Regions from separate parts of the Homo sapiens genome. Here region 1 is linked to region 2. Evidence: chromatin loops called from intact Hi-C (ENCODE). Cell type or tissue: right lobe of liver. All regions are shown on one strand. Each heading gives the region's core, and the rest is flanking DNA. Links, peaks and the distances in the headings are about the cores only. Region 1 overlaps ANKRD55 (ankyrin repeat domain 55). Region 2 overlaps IL6ST (interleukin 6 cytokine family signal transducer).

Region 1 (8,343 bases), core at 35-8,034, 210 kb before region 2:
AGAGACAACAGAGATTCAGTAAAGGATTACTAATTAGAATCAAATATATAATATAGTCAAGGCCCATGATAATTTTAAAGTGCGGTTTTATTAAGGAACTTCAGGATAAGTGCCAGTCTTATTTTAGCTTCTTCTGGAAGAAATACTGCCAATTATAAATAATCACAGCAAAATTTCCATTAGACAAAAACTATATGTGTTGGGGGGGTTGGATCATTTATATCATCCTGCAAATATAAACTCAACTCTTGAGCTGTATTAACAACACTGAGCAACAATATTTCTTTATAAAATTTTCTTTTTTTTTTTTTTTTTGAGATGGAGTCTCACTCTGTCACCCAGGCTGGAGTGCAATGGTGCGATCTCGGCTCACTGCAAGCTCCGCCTCCCCAGTTCAAGCAGTTCTCCTGCCTCAGCCTGCCAAGTAGCTGGGACTACAGGTGCGCGCCACCACGCCCAGCTAATTTTTGTATTTTTAGTGGAGATGAGGTTTCACCATGTTGGCCAGGGTGGTCTCAATCTCCTGACCTCGTGATCCACCTGCTTTGGCCTCCCAAAGTGCTGGGATTACAGGAGTGAGCCACTGCACCCAGCCCTAAAATTTTCTTTAAGGCAGATCTGTTTATTACTAATATGGTGCAGTGTAGTTTTAGCAAATTCAATTGTTTTAGTTTCTCAGTGACAATAATACAGATGGTCAAAAATAGACAACAAAATCTCTTTTCTAGTTCCTCTACTTGGCCACCATTTTAAAAACACAAGTTCTTCTTATATATATAGATATATTTTTATATGACTGTATCAAAACACATTTTAACAGACTTCACAGCTCATTTAAAGCTTCAGTTTATAGTCATTCAAGTGAAAGATTTCTATATGGAATGTTCACTTAGAATTCCTCACTGGGATTCCAGTGCTCTATGTCAGAAATGCAGAAGTCCTTCTTCAGGGCAATGCTAGACATTTTACCTTTGTTCATTCATGATTTTCTTTCAAGGGTTTCCTGACTTCACTTTTGTGCCTTCATTTTTGTTTGCTTGACTAATTTCCTTTAGTATATTTTCAGGTAAGGTAGCTTGATATCTGTATAAATAACCATATGGATGAAGATGATAAACGAGGTATTCTAACACATACACAGTTGTAAAATCAACATAGTGAAAAGAAACTGCAAGATCGGAACAGCAACCAGGACCCTCTACAGGAGGATAATAGTTGTAATTCCAGTACCAAAAGGTTCTAGGTAGATAACCTTTATTAAATGGTGTTCTGAAACAAAGGGATGAAAAGTTTCTTTTCCAGTGGGATCTCTGGAATCTCCTGCTTCTACATTTATAATTTCCATGCATCTCCCCAGTGCTAAGTCTTCAGTGGAGGAACTATGTGACACTTGTCTGTTTTAAATGCATCAAGAAATCTTTTCAAGGCTTTCTTTGCTTAGTAAATATCCTGCTCCTCCACTCATACAGCCCTGTTTTACAAAGGGCTTAAATCTTCTCCTAAAATAAATGTGTTCTTTAGAATCATATTTTGAAAGAAGCCATCTCAAATTATCTAGTATGAAATATGTGTCATCATCTGCTTTCAAAAACCAATCAGCATCTTCTAAATGATGTTCATGAACATACTGAAAAGGTTTAATTGTTTTCCAGTATAGCTCATCTCTGCCTGCTTTGGTTTTCAATCCCACAGCACGGAAGTCTTTATTTTCTTCTGAACTCATAAAAAATACTTTTAGACAACGCTGGGCCCATGTAGCTTTGACATGTTTGGCCTTTTTCTGTAGGTTTTGAGAGCCTGTCATAACCCAGCAAAGAATTTTAACTTGCTAATAGAGGTTTTCAGCGATGTCTGTGTTCTCATCTTTACGTTGGCTAGAATCTGCATTGAAGTTCATTTGTCCTCCTAGATGATTCTGTCCATTATCATCTGAATGCCTCGCATGAGGATCATTATGAAGAACATTAGTCTGGGTGTCACCCTCTTCTCCCAACAAAATACTAAGTAGCTGAGAAAATAAAATAAACCCTATTGCCGATCCATAGAGGAAGGTTAAAAAATTCAGCCAGGATTTAGAGGCCATCTCGGAAAGTGTATTTCTGTCATCGGCCGTGGCTCCCTCTTGCCCCTCCTGGGGGGCAGAGAGGGCGACGACATGGGACCGGCGACTTTTGCTTCTCTGGGCACCCGCAGAAGTGGCTCCTGGCCGCTAGCCGAGGCCGCCAACTGCCGCCCAGATCAGTCTCCGGCAGCAGCGGCAGAGTTTTAAATAAAATATAATCTGCGTGTCTTCACATGCTTCTTTCTTCCTATTTCTTCATGTTTCTTCCATTTTCTACCCTCAGAGTCTCTCACCCTGTGTGTATTCTGGAATCTCTCTTTATGCACCCGTACAGAAGTCTATCTGTTTAAAGCAGTGAGAGAGGCAAGACCATTCAAAACATGCTCCTCATGTAAGCAGTGTGGAAAGAAACATAGATGACAAATAGATGAGAAAGAGAGAGAGAGAGAGAGGAGCAATAGGAAGGAGACAAGGAAGGACTGAGGTATTGTTTGTTTATGTAGATCTTTTAGACATCTTAATAAGTGGGTTTCTGATTGTCAGTAGAAAAAAACTTTCCTGCTCTCATTTTAGATTCCATTAGGACCATCAGTCATACTTTTCTTTGTACTTGTTATTTCTACATCATGCTTCCTCATTTCTATAGAAATTCTCTGTACAGTTTCTAAGTTTGTGCCCAATTATTTGCATTGACCGCAACTTAGATTGGCTCTTTCTAAATAACTTCTAGGGAAGCTCCTTCATTTCCTATTTCCTTGTTGTGCTGTGGTTTAGTGTACATCGCAGGGCCAGAAGGAATTCTGAAGTACATGCTATTCTGCTTCACACGTCTTCCTTTTCCCCCTACACTGTGCTTCACTTTATGTCTAAATTCCTTCTAAACAGGTTTGGTGGTCATCTAGCCAAGAGAGGTCATCTTCAGTGACAGGAAGCTCACTACTTCTTGAGGTGACTCGGTCCATTTTTATAAGCTCTAATAATAATTAGAATACCTGTCTCTCTGTCACTCTCACCCACTGCTATTTCTAACTACTGGAGTCTCACACAGCAATTTAACCATAAAATTGTTTGCATAAAAGCCCTTCGAAAAACAACTCTATTTACAATAGTATGAGAAAGAATAAAATACTTAGGAATAACCAAGGAGGTAAAAGACTGGTACACTGAAAACTACAAAGCATTGCTGAAAGAAATTAAAGAAAACACCAGTAAATGGAAAGACATTTTATGTTCCATGAATTAGAAAACTTAATATTATTAAGATGCCAGTACTACACAAAGCAATCTACAGATTCAATATAATCTCTGTCAAAATCCCAATGATGTTTTCTACAGAAATAGAAAAATCATCCTAATATACATATTGAATTTCAGGAGACCCCAAAATAGCCAAAACAATCTTCAAAAAGAACAGTTGGAGGTTTCACACTTCCTGATTTCAAAACTTACTACAAAGCTACAGTAATGAAAACAGTGTGGTACTGGCATACAGACAGACATATAGATCAGTAGAATAGAACTGAAAGTCCAGAAATAATCCCATACATTTATGGTCAACTGATTTTCCACAAGAGTGCCAAGACCATTCAATAGGGAAAGAATAGTTGCTATGACTTGAATGTTCCCACTGAAAGTTGTGTTGAAATTTAACTGTCATTGTACCAGTATTAAGAGGTAGGCTTTTTAGAGGTGATTGGAGCACGAGGGCTCTGCTCTGATGAATTGATTAATACTGTTATATTAGGAGTGAGTTAGATATCTTCTGGCATGGGTGCCTGATAGAAACAATGAGTTTGGCCTGATTTCCTCTTCTGTCTCAGATGCTCGCTTCTGCCTTTCACCCTTCTGCCATGAGATCATCCTCACCACATGTTGGCATCATGCCCTTGGACTTCCTGGCCTCAAGAACCATGAGCCAAATAAGTTTATTTATAAATTACCCAGTCTATAGTATTGTGTTATAGCAGCAGGAAACAGACTAAGACAATAGTATTTTCAATGAATGATGTTGGAAAAACAGGATAGCCATGTGGAAAAAAATGTATTTGGACCCTTACTTTACACCATATATAAAAGTTAACTCAAAATGGATCAAAGACCCAAACATAAGACCTAAAACTGTAAAACTCATAGAAAAAAGCCTAGGGAAAAGCTTCATGACACTGGATTTGGCAATGATTTCTTGGCTATGACATCAAATGCACAGACAACAGAAGAAAAAATCAACAAATTAGACTACATCAAAATTAAAAGCTTTGTCATCAAAGGACACTATCAACAGAATGAAAAGGCAACCCACAGAATGAGAGAAAATATTTGCAAATCATATACCTGATAAAGGTTTAATATTCAGAATATATAAAGAACTCCTACAACCCAGCAACAAAAAGCCAAACAACTCAATTAAAAATGGGCAAAGGATTTGAATAGACATTTCTTGAAAGATATGCCTATAGCCAATAAGCACTTGGAAAAATGCTCACTGTCACTAATATTAGAGAAATGCAAATCAAAACCACAATGAAATACCACTTCACCATCATTAGGATGGCTATTATTTTTTTTAAAACCCAAACAACAAATAATAAGTGTTAGCAAGGATATGGGGAAATTGAAACTCTTGTGCACTTTGGTGGAAATACAAAATGGTGCAGCCGTTTGGAAGACAGTATGGTGGTTCCTTCAAAAATTAAAAATGGAATTATCACATGATCTAGCAATTCCACTTCTGAGTATATACCCAAAAGAATTAAAAGCAGGAATGCAAAAAGATTTGTAGACCCATGTTCACAGCAGCATTATTCACAATAGCCAAAAGATGGGAACAACGCAAGTGTCCACTGACAGGTAATGAATAAACAAAATGTGATGCATACATACAATTAAATATTATTAAATCTTAAAAAGGGAGATAATTCTGACACATTCTACAACATGGATGAACCTTGAGGACATTATGCTAAGTGAAATAAGCCAGTCACGAAAGGACAACGGTTATTGATTCCACATACATGAGGTGCCTTTAGTAGTCAAATTCATAGACAGAAAGCAGAATGGTGGTTTCCAGGGACTGGGGATGGGAAAGAATGGGAAGTTACAGTTTAATGAGTACAGAGATTTGGAAGATGAAAAGATGAGTTTTAGTGATGGTTACACAACAGTGTGAATGGACATAATGCAATTGAACTGTAAGTACACTTAAATGGTTAAAATTTTAAATTTTATGTATCTTTTACCACATTTTTTTTTTTTTTTTTTGAGACAGAGTCTCGCTCTGTTGCCCAGGCTGGAGTGCAGTGGCGCGATGTTGGCTCACTGCAAGCTCCGCCTCCCGGATTCACACCATTCTCCTGCCTCAGCCTCCTGCACAATTTTTTTAATTAAAAAAACTCTTTAACTATCTGAAGGCTACTATCATGACCCCTGGAATAATCTTCAGAGTAGACACATTTATCTCCTTCAACCATTCTTCACGTGACATGATTAAAGTCCATTCATACCTCCAGTCACTCACCTCTGAATGTTCTCCAGCCACTATACCCCTGTTTAATTGAGACCATAGACCTCAATATGACACTGACCAGTTAAGAATGGAAAAGGCCTATCACTGCCCTCAATATGGCTACTAGATTTGGTAATTCAGCCAGACTTCCTACTAATTTATTACAACGCTGTTTATTTCTATAGAGCTAATTTTCCAGCTAAAACTCCAAGTTCTTTTTTAAAACGTTTTATCAGTCAGAACTTTTTCAGTGATTAAAAAGAAAATCCAAACGAATACACAAAATCTATGTAAATTGACTTAAGCTGGAGGCATCACATTACTTGACTTCAAATTATACTACAAGGCTATAGTAACCAAAATAGCATGATACTGGCATAAAAACAGCCACGTAGACCAATGGAACAGAATTGAGATTCCAGAAACAAGTTCACACATTTACAGTCAACTCATTTTTAACAAAGGCACCAAGACATACATTTGGGAAAGGACAGTCTCGTCAATAAAAGGTGCTGGAAGACTGGATATCTATATGCAGAAGAATAAAACTAGACCCCTATCTCTCACCATATACAAAAGTCAAATCAAAATGGATTAAAGATTTAAATGTAAGACATGAAACTACCAGAAAACATTGGGGAAATGCTTCGGGAGATTGACCTAGGCTAAGATTTCTTTTTTCTTTTTCTTTTTTTTTGGTTGTAGGGGGGTGGCGGGGTTGCGGGGGCAGGGCAGAGAAAATATCTCCACCTTTCTCTGGTAAGAGAAAGATGTCACCAGGTGGCTTCCAGGTTCATGGGTGGTAGAATAAAGCAACAGTATTGTTCTCGACAACCCCAGTCAACATATCAAACGTATCATTGCTTTTCGTGGGCTCTAATTGGGTCACATCCCTGAATCCATCTCCATGGCCAGGATAATGCTAGTGCTGAGTGGCTTAGTTCTAAGCCACATGTTCTGCCCCTGACCAGGGATATAGCCAATTCCACTGAATCAGCCTGTGGGCTAGAAGAGGAGAGGAAGTAGTCCCTAGAGAATAATCAGGTTTACCTTATCAACAGGGAGAGGGGAAGTTGAGTGCAAAAACTACATACTTAACCACCCTTCAATCAGTTCAACTGGATATTTTGTGGACCAAGATATTGTTACCGGGGGTCCTTGTTCTTAGAGCTCCGAAGATGGTGGCGGGGGGCTTCCAAGATGGTAGCCAGCCTCGTGTTATCTGACCTGGGGTTCTTGGCCTCACGTATTCCAAGAAATGGAATCTTGGGCCATGCAGTGAGTGTTATAGCTCTATTAGAAGCCGTGGGTCACGGAAGAGAACCTAGAACCCAGTGACTAGCGTTCAGCTCGATTAGGATGAACCCAGGCAGTTAGCCGTGCAGGAACAATGGCAAGCCTTTAGCCCGATTGGGAGCAGCAATGGGTGCCTCGCTGGATCAGGAGCACAGCGGTCACCCTGCTGGATCCAGAGGGATAGAAGTCAGCGGCGGGTCTGCGACAGCAGCAAACAGCAGTGGTGGACAGTGAGCGAAAGCTCAGCTCAAGCCGTAACAAACACGGACCAGAAGAGTGTGCAGTTGCAAGATTTAATAGAGTGAAAACAGAGCTCCCATACAAAGGGAGGTGACCCAGAGAGGGTAGCCGTTGCCAGCTCGAATGCCTGGGTTTAAATCCCGGTCATTGTCCCTCCCGCTGTGCTCTCAGACAATAGATGATTGGCTATTTCTTTACCTCCTGTTTTTGCCTAATGAGCGTTTTAGTGAGCTCTCTTTACTACCTGATTGGTCGGGTGTGAGCTAAGTTGCAAGCCCTGTGTTTAAAGGTGGATGCAGTCACCTTCCCAGCTAGGCTTAGGGATTCTTAGTCAGCCTAGGACATCCAGCTGGTCCTGTCTTTCAATATGTTACTCTACCTTTAGCTCTATTAAATACTATCTAATTAGATTTCTGGCAAGATATTTTGGGGATCATAATTCTATCAGGCAATGCATTCATTGTTTCTCTCAGCTGTATGTGGTCCACAGTGTGATGAATGTGCCTTGCATATTTTATTGCACTCAGTGATGAACGGATTGTGAATACATTTATGTCTGTTATATAGGCACATTATATAACATATGAACAGGCTGTTAAACACAGAGCTCCTCAGCCCACCACCAGGATCTTCCTCCTGAAGTGATACCACCAGCATCTTTGGATGTGGTCACACAACCAGATACCAGCTCCATCTTTGTCCTGTTTCTGGGCCCTATTTCTTGTGCCCAAATATACTGTGAGAAATCTTAACAAAATGTCTAGAGTCCTAGGAAGGTTCCTAATGGGGACTAATGTTCTGTGCAATGTATGGACTTTTTGTCTAATCATCATCAACAAGAGACTATTTTCTCTACATGTCCCAGATTTCTAATGCTTTCTAAACGCACCAAAAAAAAATTTTTTAAGTAGCAGTAGTCACAGCAAATATATACACTATTATATGCCAGGCCTTGTTCTAAAAGCACACAGAATTAAATATTAATTCATTTTTTTCCTCACAACAAACTTATAAGAGAGGTAGGTAGTTATCCTAATTATCATCATTATTACCTTCATTTTAAAGACAAAGAAACTGGCCAGGAACAGTGGCTTACGCCTATAAATCACAGCACTTTGGGAAGCCAACATGGGAGGATCATTAGAGACCAGCCTGGGCAACATGGCAAAACCCCATCTCTACAAAAAATACAAAAATTAGCTGGGCGTGGTGGTGCATGTCTGTAGTCCCAGCTACTCAGGAG
Region 2 (8,280 bases), core at 281-8,280:
GAGGTGAGGTAATAGTGCTATTAATATAATTTTAAATTAAATATTAGTATCAACAGAAGGAAAGGAGGGAAAAAATAAGCAAACTACTGTCAATTCTGTCAATTTTTTTTTTTATTTTTTTGAGATGGAGTCTCGCTCTGTCACCCAGGCTGGAGTGCAATGGCACGATCTTGGCTCGCTGCAACCTCCGCCTCCCAGGTTCAAGTGATTCTCCTACCTCAGCCTCCTGAGTAGCTGGGACTATAGGTGTGCGCCACCATGCCCGGCTAATTTTTGTATTTTTATTAGAGACGGGGCTTCATCATATTGGTTAGGCTCGTCTTGAACTCCTGACCTTGTCATCCGCCTGCCTTGGCTTCCCAAAGTGCTGGGATTACAGGCATGAGCCACCGCACCCGGCCATAATTCTGTCAATTTTTAAGCAAGCCCCAAGTGAAGTTAACTGTATTGCATATAATATTTTATATAGTGTTACTGTGTCTTCATCTCTTAGATTTGGACTATGAAATCAAGTCCCATAATAGATGTTTCTTCATCACCTCTCCATTACAATCTTTTAAAAATTAGGAAAGATTACTTTCTAAATGTGAAATGTGGAATCTACCTTTGCCTAGTTCGCTTTGCTTGTGTTCCATGGTACTACTCAAACAAATCTAATTGCTTTGAAGTAATCATAAATTCTTTCATGGACCTCTTGTTCTGGAGCAGCTTTGTTGCAAGAATATAGTACATTTGGCTTGGCACAGTGGCTCACACCTGTAATTCCAGCACTTTGGGTGGCCAAAGAAGGAGGATTGCTTCAGACCAGGAGTTTGGGACCTGCCTGTGCAACATAGTGAGACCCCCATCTTTACAGAAAAATTTTTAAAAAATTAGCTGGGCATGCTGGCAAGCTGTTACATGATTAGGGAGTGCATAAAATCAAGTTAGTATGTATATTTAATAAAACAATATTGTGTTCCAAGTGCAGAACTAGGAAGCCATTTCTCATCAAGAAGAGTTAATAGTTTTATTTAGAAGAAAAAAATTACACATTAAGTATTTTGTCTTTAATAATTTTAGCTTTTATTTTAGGTTCAGGGAGTTCATGTACAGGTTACATGAGTATATTGTGTGATGCTGAGGTTTGGAGTACGATTGAACTGTCACCCAGTTGGTGAGCATAGTACCCAATAGTTTGAACCTTAAGTATTTATTTATTTTATTTATTTTTTGAGACGGAGTTTCACTCTGTCGCCCAGCCTGGAGTGCAGTGGCGCCATCTCCGTTCACTGCAACCTCCGCCTCCCGGGTTCAAGTGATTCTCCTGCCTCAGCCTCCCAAGTAGCTGGGATTACAGGTGCCCACCACCACGCCCAGCTACTTTTTGTATTTTTAGTATGGACGGGGTTTCACCATGTAGGCCAGGCTGGTCTGGAACTCCTGACCTCAGATGATCCACCCACCTCGGCCTCCCTGAGTGCTGGGATTACAGGCGTGAGCCACTGCACCTAGCTGACATTAAGTATTTTTTAATTTAAATTTATTTTTTGCATAAGTACTAAAGATTCACATGGTCAACATTGCAAGGCTGCAGAGTATATGGTGGAGCGTCTCCCTACCACCCTGATCTCTCAAATACCCTGTCACAGCCAGTATTTGAACTTTTATCCTCCTAGAGATACTGTGCATATATAAAAAAACGAATGTGTGTTTTGTTTTCTTGTATATTGTTTTGCCCACAAATAATAGCAAATGCGTTGTTCTGTACCTTAACAATGTAACAATGTATTTTAGATAACTTTATGTTTCTGTACATATAGAGCTTCCTCATTTTTTTTAAATGGCTACAAGTATTTACATTTACATGGTTTTGGTATACCATCATTTAACTAGTGTCCCATCATAATCAGGTTGTTTCAGCCTTTTACTGTTAAAAACAATGCAGTGAATAACTTTGTACATGTGTTGTTTTATTCATATCTGTAGGATAAAATAAAGTAGAATCATTAGAATCAAATGTGTGTGTTTTAATTTTGATTGATATTGCCGAACTGGCTCTCTGCCTTGTTTGGGTAGAGCTTTTTTCTTTGTTTTTAAGTGAGGTCTAATTTACAAACAACAAAACTGACCATTTTTAAAGTGTTCAATGTATTGGGAAGCTTATGCCAATTTACACTATAACCTGTAGTGTGTGACGATACTTTCGTTGCTTAGTCTCACAACACCCTGTTGATACTTTTTGGGTTTTTATATTTTTGCCAACACTAATATGTAAGAATGGTATTGGGATAATTTTTGGTTTGTTTACCTTTTGTTACATACTGCAAAACAGAACTCATAAGTGTACAGCTCAGTGAATTTATCACTGTCCAGATCAAGATACAGAACATGCTCAGCACCCAGAATGTCCCCTTTTATACCCTTCCTCACAAAAAACAACTGCTCTGACCTCTGTCACCAAACACCGTAGACTTTTGCCTCTTTTTGAACTTCTGTAAAATAAATCATGCAGAGCGTACTTTCTTGCCTTTTTTCTCTTTTAAAATTTTTTTGTAGAGTCAGGGTCTCACTATTTTGTGCAGGCTGGCCTCTTAACTCCTGGCCTCAAGCAATTCTTCCCCCTCAGCCTCCCAAAGTGCTGATATGACAGGTGTGGGCCACTGCACCCAACCTGTCTGATTTCTTTCATTCTGTATTATATATGAGATTCATCCATGATGCATGTATCTGTTGTTATTTTTCATTGCTGTGATTCAATTACTTGAATATACCATAATTTATCCTAGTGTTAATAGATATTTGGTTGATTTTATTTTTCATCTATTTTGAATAAAACTTCTGTAAACATTCTTGTAGATGTCTTTGGAGGTATTAAGCACTCGTTTCTTTTGGTTATACCTTATCTGGGCAGATTTTGTTTGTTTTAAGGTCTAATTTATAAACAATAAAATTCACCATTTTTTAGTTACAACTTGATAGGAAACCCATGAGTCTAACATTTCTGCGTTTCTTATCAGCAAAAACCCTGATGGCTGCCTTTTTTCTGAACTTTGTTTTGAGACGGAGTCTCGCTCTGTCACCTAGGCTGGAGTGCAGTGGTGTGACCTCGGCTCACTGCAGCCTCCGCCTCCCAGGTTCAAGCAGTTCTCTGCCTCAGCCTCCTGAGTAGCTGGGATTACAGGCGGCCGCCACCACGCCTGGCTAATTTTTGTATTTTTATTAGGGACAGGGTTTCACCATGTTGGTCAGGCTGGTCTTGAACTCCTGACCTCATGATTCACTCGCCTCAGCCTCCCAAAGTGCTGGGATTATAGGCGTGAGCCACCATGCCCAGCCAACTTACCTTTTAAAGAATGTTGGAAGGTAGACTCTCAGAGCCGTGGAGCAAAGGACAGGCTTACTTACAGTCTTCAAAGATACAGATAATGTCTCCCTCTAGAGTAAATGGCAGACATGCTTCCTGCATATTTTTCAAGTTTAGGGTTACTTAAGATCTGTCTTTCTTTCCTGTGAAGCAGCCTGTTCAGGTGTCATCTGACTTCACAATGCCCTGTGACAGTTGGGACTCAAGCAGCTGGCGCAAGAAAATGCTGATACTCTGACTACTGTTATGAGTAATACAGTCCTTTGCTTCTGACGCAAAAATGTCATGCCTTTTGCCAGTATCCATGACACTGTGGTAGGCTGACTTGTTAGCTTGAAAGTAAGGTAAAATCTCAGTGCCTTTGAAACAGTTGACACAGAATTCAGTGAATTTTGACAAATGTAGTCTTTTTTTTTTTTTAAATAGAATTTCGCTTTGTTGCCCAGGCTGGAGTGCAGTGGTGCCATCTCAGCTCACTGCAGCCCCTGCCTTCCGGGTTCAAACAGCTCTCCTGCCTCAAGCCTCATGAGTAGCTGGGACTGCAGGCATACACCACCACACCTGGCGTGTGTGTGTGTGTGTGTGTCTGTGTGTGTCGGGGTCTCGCTCTGTTGCCCATGCTGGAGTCCAGTGGCATGATCTGGGCTTACTGCAACCTCTGTTTCACGGGTTCAAACAGTTCTCCTGCCTCAGCCTCCCGAGTAGCTGGCATCACAGACACCCGCCACCACGCCAAGCTACTTTTTGTATTTTTAATAGAGATGGGGTTTCACCATGTTGGCCAGGCTCGTCTCGAACTCCTGACCTCAAGTGATCTGCCCACCTCGGCCTCCCAAAGTGCTGGGATTACAGGCGTGAGCCATCGCGTCCTGCCAAATGTATAGAGTCTTATAGTCACCACCACAATCAAGTCATAGAGTATTTTTATCACCCCAGATTTCCTTTATGCCCTTTTACGTGTGCCTTCTCTACCTCAGCCCTAGGCAACCCTGGATCTGCTTTCTGTCACCTTAGTTTTGCCGTATCAAGAATTTCTGAGGCACATGCCTGTAATCCCAGTGCTTTGGGAGGCTGAGGCAGGAGGATTGCTCGAGCCCAGGAGTTTGAGACAGCCTGGGCAACATAGTGAGACCCCCATCTCTTAAAAAAAAAAAGAATTTCCTGTAAATAGAGTTATACAATGTATAACCTGTTGTGTCTGGCTTCGTTTATTCAGTGTAATGCTTTTGAGATTCATTCATACTACTGCATGTATCACCAGTTCATACTCTTTTTTTTTTGTTTGCTGAGTAGTATTCTATTATATGTCTCTACCATTGTTTGAATGTATGTTTATACATTCAGCAGTTGGTGGACATTTGGATTGTTTCCAGTTTGGGACTTATGAATGAAGCTGCTGTGAACATTTGAGTATAAGTCTTATTGTGGGCATATGTTTTTATTTTGGGGAGTACGCTCTTTGGAGTGGAAATACCAAGTCTTATGGTGTGCTTTTAACTTGGTAACGAACTATCAAATTGTTTACCAGAGTGTCTGTATCATTTTGCGTTCCTATCTGAGTAGTTCTAATTTATATCTCTCATTTTGAGTGAGGTTGAAAGTATCTTTTCACATGCTTGATTTACTTGTATTTCCTTTTCTATAAACTATTCAAATATGTTTGCCTGTTCTATTAGGTGTTAGAATTTTTTAGTGATTTGTAGGCATTCTTTATATATCGGGAAAATTTTTGGCCATGCTATGAATTACAAACATTTTTTTCCATTTGTCAGGTATCTTTTAAGGATACATATTATGGTGAGTTTTGCCATGTAGAAATTTGTCAGTCTGAAGTTCTTAATCTCACAGTTATTTACTAATATAAGACTTCACATAAGAAAGAAACAAGATATCTCTTTTAATTAACCTTAAAGTATAAATTATGTTTTCTAGCAGTGTTTTCCATAGCCATAACTTCAGTGGGAATAAAGAAAAATAATGTGAAGACTTAAGTTTTCTACATTCTCATAAGAATTTTACCACCTTTTAGAAACACAGCTACAGCATGGAAACAAGATTGTGTCTTAAATTATGTGTATATAAGAGAAAAAATATTAAAAGTAATATTACATGTGTCTGTTGCAGAAATATCCGCGCAAGATGTTGACGTTGCAGACTTGGCTAGTGCAAGCCTTGTTTATTTTCCTCACCACTGAATCTACAGGTAAGGTTCATGAAATACCCTATCTTCTAACTTCACAAATTAGGTTTATATATTTTTATATTATTATATAATTAAGCTTATGTTTAATTATTATGTTCATATATTCTTTCTAGGATAATCGAGAGAATAATATCTTAAATTGATTTTAATAAAAATATTCTTGATAATCTGTTTTTGTATAATTTGAGTTGTAACAGTCATCTTACATGCTAAGTCAGTAATTTAAGTCAGTAATCTTAAATGCTGTATATCAATACTAACAATAACTTTAAAATGGGGAAGGAAAGAAGTGTGTGGGTTTTTTTTTTTTTCTTCAGTAAATGAATAGGAGAAAATTTGTTAAATCTTGTTAAATTTTACGTCATTCATACTACATGCTCTTCAGGTATTGAAGGGCTGCTTTCCTGTGTCTGTAAGTCCTTGTCCCCAAATTACAGTTACCCAGATATCTAATCATTCTATAGGATCTGGTTTTTAACCCTGTGCATGCTGATTACCCTACTGATTCTTCTCTTAGTTGCCTGTATTACATTTAAAATAGAATACTGGCTGGACATGGTGGCTCACACCTGTAATCCCAGAACCTTGGGAGGCATAGGCAGGAAAATAACTTGAGTCCAGGAATTCAGTCTGGGCAACAAAGCAAGGCCCCATCTCTACAATTTTTTTTTTTAATTAGCCAAGTATTAGTCCATTCTCACACTGCTATAAAGAAATACCTGAGACTGGGTAATTTATAAAGAAAAGGTTTAATTGATTCACAGTTCTGTAGGCTGTGCGGAAGCATGGTGGCATCTGCTTCTGGGGAGGCTTTGGGAAGTTTCCAGTCATGGCAGAAGACAAAGGGGGAGTGAGGCATCTCACATAGCGAGAACAGGAGGAAGAGAGAGAGAAAGGGAAGGTGCTACAAACTTTTAAATGACCAGAGCTCACAATAACTCATTCCTCATCCACCATCTCGAGGCAGTACCAAGTGAGAAATCCACCCCTATGATTTAATCACCTCTCCACCAGGCCCCACCTCCAACACTGGGGATTATGATACGACATGAGATTTGGGTGGGGACACAGATTCAAACCATATCATGCCTCTAGTCCCAACTACTCAGGAGGCTGAGCCAGGAGAATCATGAGCCCTGGACCTCGAGGTCACAGTGAGCCATGGTCACGCCATTGCACTCTATCCTGGGTAACAGAGCAAGACCCTGTCTCGTAAAAATATTTATGTGTACGTGTGTGTGTGTGTGTGTGTGTGTGTATGTGTGTGTGTGTGTGTGTATGAATAATACTATCCCAGCTGTCCCCCTTACTAGCTGTAGGACCTTGGTCAGTCATTTTCTGTACCTCAATTTCCTGATCTATGAAATGGTGATAATAAAGGCCACTACCTCCTAGGGTTATTAGTGAGGATTAAAGAAGTTAATATAGAGGCCAGGCATGGTGGCTCATGCCAGTAATCCAAGCACTTTGGGAGGCCGAGATGGGTGGATCATTTGAGGTTAGGAGTTCAAGACTAGCCTGGCCAACATGGTAAAACCCCGTATCTACTAAAAATACAAAAATTAGCCAGGCGGTAGTGCCGCACGCCTGTAATCCCCACTACTCAGGAGGCTGAGGCAGGAGAATCGCTTGAGCCTGGGAGGCGGAGGTTGCAGTGAGCCAAGATTGCACCACTGCACTCCAGTCTGGGTGACAGAGTGAAACCCTGTTTCCAAAAAAAAAAATCTGAGCTTGGTAGCACATGCCTGAAAGTCTCAGCTACTTGGGAGGCTGAGGTGGGAGAGTCACTTGAACCCGGGAGGCAAAGGTTGCGGTGTGTGGAGATTGTGCCACTGCACTCCAGCCTAGGGTGGCAGACTGAGACCCTATCTCAAAAAACAACCAAAAATAAGTTAATATAGAGGAAATATTTGGACAGTGTTTGGCCTACAGTAAGCATTATAAAAATGATAGTTACTGCATATTTATTATAAAGGTTATTGTTGTCTTTGAATAAAAGTTTCTTTATGAAAAAAATAAACGTAATATACCAAAACCAATCTGACTACAGTGGCACTCATACTTACTTTGATCTGAACATCATTTTTATAAAGTTACGTAACTATGTGGTAGCTGAGATATACCCTTGTTTCATGTTGAGCTAGTGATCAGTGAAAATTCTCAGGTGGTTTTTACATGAGTTACTCTTAAACTAGTTCTCCCTCACCCAATGTATATTTCTTATTACCTAAATAGGATATATTTCCTCTGTTGCTAATTTCATTTTATCAGTTTTAGCCTGGTGTTCTACTCTTTCAGCATAATTTTAAATCCCAACATTTTCATCCGAAGTGTTGGCAGTTGTTTGTAGTCCTGTCCTCTGCTAATTTGATAAGCATGTGTGTCTGTCTTTTCCCAAGTTGTTGATTAAAATGTTGAAAATAACAGGACTGCATTAGCTACCTGTTGCTGCCTCACAAATACTCCAAATCTTCAAGGCTTAAAATGATAATAATACCTCTCATGATTTGTATAGGACAAGACTATAGATAGGCAGGCACAATCAGACGTATTCATCTTTGCTGTACAATGTCTGGGGCCTCAGCTGCAATATTCAGACTGGGGGCTGGAGTCATCTTCAGACTCCTTCGCTTATATGTCTGTTGTTAATGGTATCTGCAGGCTGAGGGCTTTGCTGGGGCCATTGTCCAAAACACCATACGTGGCCTCTTTTTATGGCCCTGGCTTTCTT

Evidence for each region. Hi-C counts contacts between places; a loop is a spot of excess contacts. Peaks named below come from ENCODE experiments on the same cell type or tissue, not always from the same donor. Only the 100,000 strongest peaks of a DNase experiment are listed, where the experiment ranks them.
Region 1: a loop joins it to region 2, with 2.3 times the contacts of the local background. A loop is called at or near these places in 7 of 110 quality-filtered maps.

What each region holds. Positions count from the first base shown.
Region 1 is chr5:56,186,288-56,194,630 of GRCh38, reverse strand. The region is part of intron 2 of ANKRD55 (ankyrin repeat domain 55); the gene reads left to right. It also overlaps the pseudogene C1GALT1P2. Among named protein-coding and RNA genes, the nearest start is that of ANKRD55, 43 kb to the left of the region's middle. In right lobe of liver, for the core only: no CTCF peak of the experiment used is centred there; a DNase peak (open chromatin) is centred at 3,920.
Region 2 is chr5:55,973,484-55,981,763 of GRCh38, reverse strand. It overlaps IL6ST (interleukin 6 cytokine family signal transducer), which reads left to right. Exons shown (of 17, transcript NM_002184.4): 3 at 5,471-5,549. The coding sequence starts at 5,486. Among named protein-coding and RNA genes, the nearest start is that of IL6ST, 17 kb to the left of the region's middle. In right lobe of liver, for the core only: a CTCF peak has its summit at 3,433; a DNase peak (open chromatin) is centred at 3,558; H3K27ac peaks cover 2,060 bases.